Linked DNA regions of Homo sapiens: region 1 is linked to region 2. A link is a contact called in ENCODE Hi-C data. All regions are on one chromosome and are shown on one strand. The core of a region is the stretch at or near the end of the contact, and the rest is flanking DNA. Distances in the headings are between cores, read along the strand shown.

The links. A loop is a pair of places that touch in the nucleus more often than their neighbours do. Pooled maps may share reads with other maps.
Region 1: a loop to region 2 is called in a map of ascending aorta, with 6 times the contacts of the local background. The contact joins the promoter of PTPN11 here to the enhancer-like site in region 2. A Hi-C loop is called at or near these places in 1 of 168 maps with a recorded cell type or tissue (ascending aorta) and 2 of 50 pooled maps.

Annotation. Positions count from the first base shown.
Region 1 is chr12:112,417,657-112,420,911 of GRCh38, reverse strand. PTPN11 (protein tyrosine phosphatase non-receptor type 11) reads right to left here and starts at 1,965. Exons shown (of 16, transcript NM_002834.5): 1 at 1,787-1,965. The coding sequence starts at 1,800. It also overlaps a transcript of RPL6 not described here. RefSeq lists silencers at 1,458-2,027, 1,739-2,090 and enhancers at 1,464-2,111, 2,078-2,337, 2,112-2,759, 2,760-3,255.
Region 2 is chr12:108,838,433-108,841,598 of GRCh38, reverse strand. The region is part of intron 2 of SSH1 (slingshot protein phosphatase 1); the gene reads left to right. Among named protein-coding and RNA genes, the nearest start is that of MIR619, 3.0 kb to the right of the region's middle. RefSeq lists enhancers at 1,943-2,544, 3,104-3,166, 2,538-3,166. Within about 2 kb of position 1,503, at least 9 of the 41 ENCODE cell types and tissues checked have a DNase peak (open chromatin) inside an H3K27ac peak, as active enhancers do; they include ascending aorta, where a contact is called at or near this core.

The DNA.
Region 1 (3,255 bases), core at 716-3,215, 3.6 Mb before region 2:
GACTATTTGACAGATTAAAGAATAGACAACTGTTTATTTAAAAGCTCCCTAAAGAATTAGAACATTTGAGGCTATACACTGTTCTGTTGAAATGCAGTTATATATTACCCAGATCTGTAAGCACTTGCCAACCGACCTGTCCAAGTCACTCACTTCCTACGAGTTCTCAGTTTTCTTTTTCTCCCCTTTTTAAATTCCAGATCCATGTATGAATAACATGCCAGGTGTGTTTGGAGGAGACATTCCTAATATTTTGAAAAATCTCATTCAGGCTGGGTACGGTGGCTCACGCCTGTAATTCCAGCACTTTGGGAGGCCAAGGCGGGCGGATCACGAGGTCAGGAGTTTGAGACCAGCCTGGCCAACATAGTGAAACCCTGTCTCTACTAAAAATACAAAAATTAGCCGGGCATAGTGGTGCGCCTGTAGTCCTAGTTACTTGGGAGGCTGAGGCAGGAGAATCGCTTGAACCTAGGAGGCGGAGATTGTGGTGAGCCGAGATTGCGCCACTGCACTCCAGCCTGGGCAACAGAGTGAGCCTCCGTCTCCAAAAAAAAAAAGAAAAAAAGAAAAGAAAATCTCATTCAAATAGCCTCAATAGCTTGAATCGTTTTTTAAATGTCTGAGACAGTGACCATAATTGAACAATCATGGAAAAGAATAGACAATGGGTCTTAAGTGTGAGTGGTATATAGAGTGACTATACAAAATAGCAGGATCACTATCTGAAAACAACAGGTCACACTACTGTTTGACAACAAAATTAAGGCTTACAAATGGTTAGCAATAGTTACAAAATAATAGAAGCAACATAGTGATTAAAAGTAGGGATTCTGTCTCCACCACCTACTAGCTGTGAGGTTAGGCAATTTACTTAACCTCTGAAACTCGGTTTACTCATCTTTACAATGGGGATAATAGTAGCCATCTGATAGGGCTGTGGTCAGAACTAAGCAAATGTTAGCTATTAGTAGTAGTATTACCCTGACCTTTCAAAGGATCTCATTAACTCACTAATCCTCCTAAGTTTCAAATCTTGTCATTTACTAGCATGTTGCTTCTGGGCCTCGGTTTCCTCATCCATAAAACGGGTACCAGTAAAGTGACCTGACTGTTAAGGTTGCAGTGAAGGATTAAATAACGAGATGCGGCTCCCTTCCTTTCCATCTCCCAAAGCGAAGATCGCAGAGGAAGGAAATACTTCTAGTGGCTGCAGATACAGTCAGTTTTTCCATTTCTGGCACGTGAGGGGTAGGAGGAAAAGAAGACACAAAGAGGCATATAAAAGGGTCAGGGGTCCTGCGTGAAGTCCCCAAATGCACGAAAGTGGCACAGTGAGCCAGAACGACTAGACCACTGGGGGCCCGGCCCCGCGCAACTCCCCTCTCGTGTCCCAAGGAGCCTCCCCAAGTGAGCAGGGTTATTTCGGAATCACCATGAGGCAATTCTCATGAGGCAATGGGTCAGGAATGCGGCGCTGAGCCTGGCCGCTGGCACCCGTGGTTCCCTCGGCGGCTCTACCTGCCCCGGGCCTGACGGGCATCCCCGGGGCTGCCGCAGCCGGAACTCGGGGAGGCAGGAAATGAATGGGGACCCGAGGGGTGGGGGCGCGGTGGGGCCGGCCCCCGGCCCCTGGAGGGCGAGGGGACGAGGAGGGAACCGGCCCCCAACCCCGACCCGGGGCGGGAGCCCGAAGCCCGGCCGGGGCGCCCCCTTCCGGACGGGGCTAACCGAACGCGGCGGTGGCCGGGCCGAGGCCCGCGCCGGGCCCCTCGGGGCTCCTCACCTCCGCGATGTCATGTTCCTCCCGCCCTCCGGCTCCGCGACGGACCCGCTCCTTGCTCAGGCTCCGCTGGGCTCGGTCACATCGGGCTGGCCCGAGGGAGGCCCGCTCGGGACCGGACGCGGGGCAGAGCCAGCCGGCCGCGCACAGACCCCCCTCCAGGCCTGGGGATCCCGGAGACTGTGCAGCTGCCCCCCGGCCCGGCTCGCTCCTCCTCCGCCCCCGCCCTTCGCCGCCGTCGCCCCCGTGATGTCACCGCTCGCGACGCCCGCCGCCACTTCCTGCTTCCCGTCAGCGGAGGACCGAGCGACGGCCGGGAATGGCAGCGCGGGGGCTCCGCGGAGGCGCCACGCACAGTGTCCAAAGCATCCTTGCTTCCTCCTGGAAACCGCGGCCGCCAGGTGTGAGCTGCGCGCTCCGCGTCTACGCCACCGACCCGTCCGGGCCCGCTGCCACATCGATTTCATTCATTTCGTTCCACAAATCGCCGCTCCACTCATTAGCTGTGGAACCTTGGGGAAATTACCTACTGTCTCCGAGCCTCGGTTTCCTCCATTCTTTTCTTTCTGTAAGATAAAGATAGTAGGCTGGGCGCGGTGGTTCACGCCCGTAATCCCAACACTTTGGGAGGCTGCGGCAAGAGGTTCGCTTAAGCCAAGGAGTTCGAGGCCAGCCTGGGCAAAAAAGCAAGACCTCATCTCTACAAAAAATGCAAAAAACTAACCGGGCGTGGAGGCTGCGGCGGGAAGATAACTTAAGCCCGAGAAGTCGGGGCTGCAGTGAGTCGTGATCACGCCACTGCACTACACCCTGAGCGACAGGGCAAGACACTGCCTAAAAAAATAATAATAGGCTGGGCGCGGTGGCTCACGCCTGTAATCCCAGCACTTTGGGAGGCCGAGGTGGGCGGATCACGAGGTCAAGAGATCGAGACCATCCTGGCCAACATGGTGAAACCCCGTCTCCACTAAAAATTCAAGAATTAGCCTGGCGTGGTGGGGGGCGCCTGTAGTCCCAGCTGCTTGGGAGTCTGAAGCAGGAGAATCGCTTGAACCCGGGAGGCAGAGGTTGCATTGAGCCGAGATCGCGCCACTGCACTCCAGCCTGGCAATAGAGCGAGACTCCGTCTCAAAATAATAATAATAATTACAATAAATACTACTTTGGGGTGGGAGCGGTGGCACACGCCTGAAATCCCAGCACTTCCCTTTGGGAGGCTGAGGCGGGCGAATCGCTTGAGTCCAGGAGTTGGGAACCAGCCCGGGCAAAATAGTGAAATCCCATCTCTACAAAAAATACAAAAATTAGCCGGGCGTGGTGGCGCGCGCCTGTAGTCCCAGCTACTCGGGAGGCTGAGGTGAGAGGATTGCTTGAGCCTGGAAGGTCGAGGCTGCTGAAAGCCGAGATCGCGCCACTGCACTCAGGCCAGGTATGGTGGCTCACGCCTTCATCCCAGAACTTTGGGAGGCTGA
Region 2 (3,166 bases), core at 254-2,753:
TGACCTCAGGTGATCCACTCGCCTCGGCCTCCCAAAGTGCTGGGATTACAGGCGTGAGCCACTGCACCCGGCCCTATATATTTTTTTTAATTAGAAAACTCATTCTAGAATGGGGACAAATGAGGACAGAGACGTGAAGAGTTAATTCTGTCAGAACTTAATTAAACTTTTCATTAAGGTTAACGTAAAACGAATTTTGCTCAGAGTCTAGTAGGTTTCATTAAACTTTCGAAACACCAGTACTTAGACTTCAAAAGAACGCCTCAGGGCTCTGGTCTCCTTCCTGTGCACTTAGCACATTGCGTGAGCGTGCACGCATGCATGTACACACCAGGAATGTGCGTGCAAGCTCAGCTCGTAGGTAGCAGTGTTACCAGCGTTCATCTTCATGATAAATGGGGCAAAGCTGTGAGACGGAGTCAGACAACCTAGGGTCCATCTTGAGAGGCGTCATCTGCTGTGCAACCTAAGGCAACGCCTCTTCACTTCTCTGGGTCCCTGTCTCCTGCTATGTAAAGTGAAAAGACAAGATTAGGTGATGGCCTCCAAATTTAAGAATGAGTCCTCAGACCCACCAATCTAGATCTGTGTTTATATTGTGCTGCTCATCATTTGCTGTGTATTTGTAACTGACTATCACGAGTTTTATTCCCACGGTGAGAGCAAGGTCATGCGCTTATGGGGGTCTAGCTGGGTCAGGGCTATGGTCTGACCCTGCAGTGGAGAAAACCAGCCGGGCTACTGAGAGGAAGTGACCCTCTGCTGGGACTCACCTCCTCCTCCGCAGGGCTTAGCCTGCCGCGTCTGCCCCCAGGAGCAGAGCCATACACAAAGCAGCGTCCGTTTAGAAAGAAAGTACTCGCATCTTTAGAACTCATCTTTGGCATTCATTGTTCTGTGGTCGGATCTCTGGATTTAGACAGCTTATTAGAAAATTCCTGAGATGAGGAGGACATCCAGATGGGTCATGCTGCTTCAAGGAAGGCTGAAAATGAGAAACCAGGATTAATCAAAATAGGATTAATCAAAATCCAGAGGAGCCATTTTCTTTTTTTTTTTCTTTTTTTTGAGACAGTCTTGCTCCGTCACCCAGGCTAGAGTGCAGTGGCACGATCTCGGCTAACTGCAACCTCTGCCTCCTGGGTTCAAGTGATTCTCCTGCCTCAGCCTCTTGGGTAGCTAGGACTATAGGCTTGTACCACCATGCCTGGCGAATTTTTTGTATTTTTAGTAGAGATGGGGTTTCACCATGTTGGCCAGGCTGGTCTTGAATTCCTGACCACAAGCAATCCAACCACCTCGGCCTCCCAAAGTGCTGGGATTACAGGCATGAGCCACTGCGCCCAGCCCCCGAGAGGAGCCATTTTCAAAGCGAACTGAGCGATTGGGCTGGAGGGTGCGGGGGCTCCTGCTTTGTGGGTGTAGTCAGTGTCGGGATGCAGGGTGATGTGCTTATGAGGAAGCCACGCTGGCCAGCCTGCAGTGTGGGGGCAGAATTGCAGTGAGATACAAGAGACTGCCGCATAAATGAGGACATGCCGGGAGAGCCTGCGTGTGGTCAGAGCGGGGCTTCTGGATGGGGCATCGGCCTTGCCACTTAGCTCACTTGCATGTCTGACCCTGGGCCCACCACCTGCCTTCCTCCTCTCAGGGCCCTCCTGAGGCCTCCAGAGAGTCTTGTTCTGTGTACAGTGTCTGGCCCTGGCCTATACCCAGTGGCCATCATTTTCAGTGCCAGCCCTTCCTGCCGCACTTGTTCCCCTCCAAAGACCAATGTTAACCAAGTGACACCTAAGAGGAAAAACCCAGCCTTGACCTGTTTTCCTGCAAGTTCCTCTGAAACCTGTGCCAGGCTTTTATCTGGGAAATATCATTCTTGAGTGCCTTTACTTTTACAGTTTTTTTTTTCTTTCTTTTCTTGAATGGTTACTTTTGAAGCTATTTTTAGAAAGACTTTGTTTCAGAGAAGGCTGTTCAAGGTCCTGTGTTAGGAAATGCCTGGTCTCTCCCTGTGCCCACAGAAGTCATTCCTGGTCCAGGCCTGGCACGCACTTGCCAAGAGTCCTCGAGGCGTGTTTCCCCAAATCTGGGCCCCATCAGAATTCCCACAGGAAGGGGCCTTCAGTGTGGTCTGGAAAGAGCCAGGCTGGCTGCAGCATCTGGAAATCACTTGTCACTTCCCCAGTGGCCAGGCCCACCCGTGCCACGCTGTGTCTGTTGCAGCTGGGAGTCTAGGAGTGGCTCTTTAGGTCTGGAGTCAAGGCCACTGACCTGTTGGCTGCCCCTACAGCAAGAAGGCTCCCTAAGGAACCTAATTCCCAGGCCCTGGGGACTCCTGACCAGGCCCCACCTCATGAGATGGAAGGGAAAAGAACCTCTTGTGAAACAATATGGTAATGGAGGTGGTTTTTACTTAGCTATTGGCTTTTTCCATTCAGCCCATGTGTATTTAGTGCCTAAATATGGGTTCTTTGCCAAATGCCAGGGATTCTGTGTGGAGTCAAAAAGAGTCCTTATCCCTCAGGGGTAATGTGTGTTGTATCTACAGTAGTGCCCTCCAAAAAGGATTTGAAACACCTTACAACATTCATAGAGAACAATAGAATGTAACATTAGTGAGAAAATCGGGACACGAAGAAAGCAGAAGAAAATAAGATGAAGTAAGGGGAAGGTTTGTACATGTAATACATGACATAGCATTGGTATGGTTACCAGAATTTGGCCACAGATCTGACTTTGAGTTTCCTGGTAGTCAAAGCAAAGAGAGAAACAAGACCAATCTCTTGATTCTTGGTGTCCTGAAAATACCAGCAGATCAGTTCCTCGGAAGAACTCTTCCTGATAGATACCTGTGGTGTTCACAAGGAAGCCCAGCATAATGGATGGACAAGCAAGTTGTCTTAACAGGGAGAGCTGATGCTGCATGCCTATCCCACCAATTACCCTGGGTATTTGTGGTCTTAAGAGGTGAGGTCAGCAGCAGCACTTGGTGCCAGAGCTGCTGGCCGCCCCAGCACTGAGACAGGATGCTGAGTCACATCCTGCAGGGCTGCGGTATCCTGGCTTCGCGTGCCCTTCACAATAGGAGGCCTGCACGGGCAGGTCAGCCCCTGCTGTTCCAAACATGTGGTCTCCGAGCAGGAAAATGCTAAAATTAGATCTTACG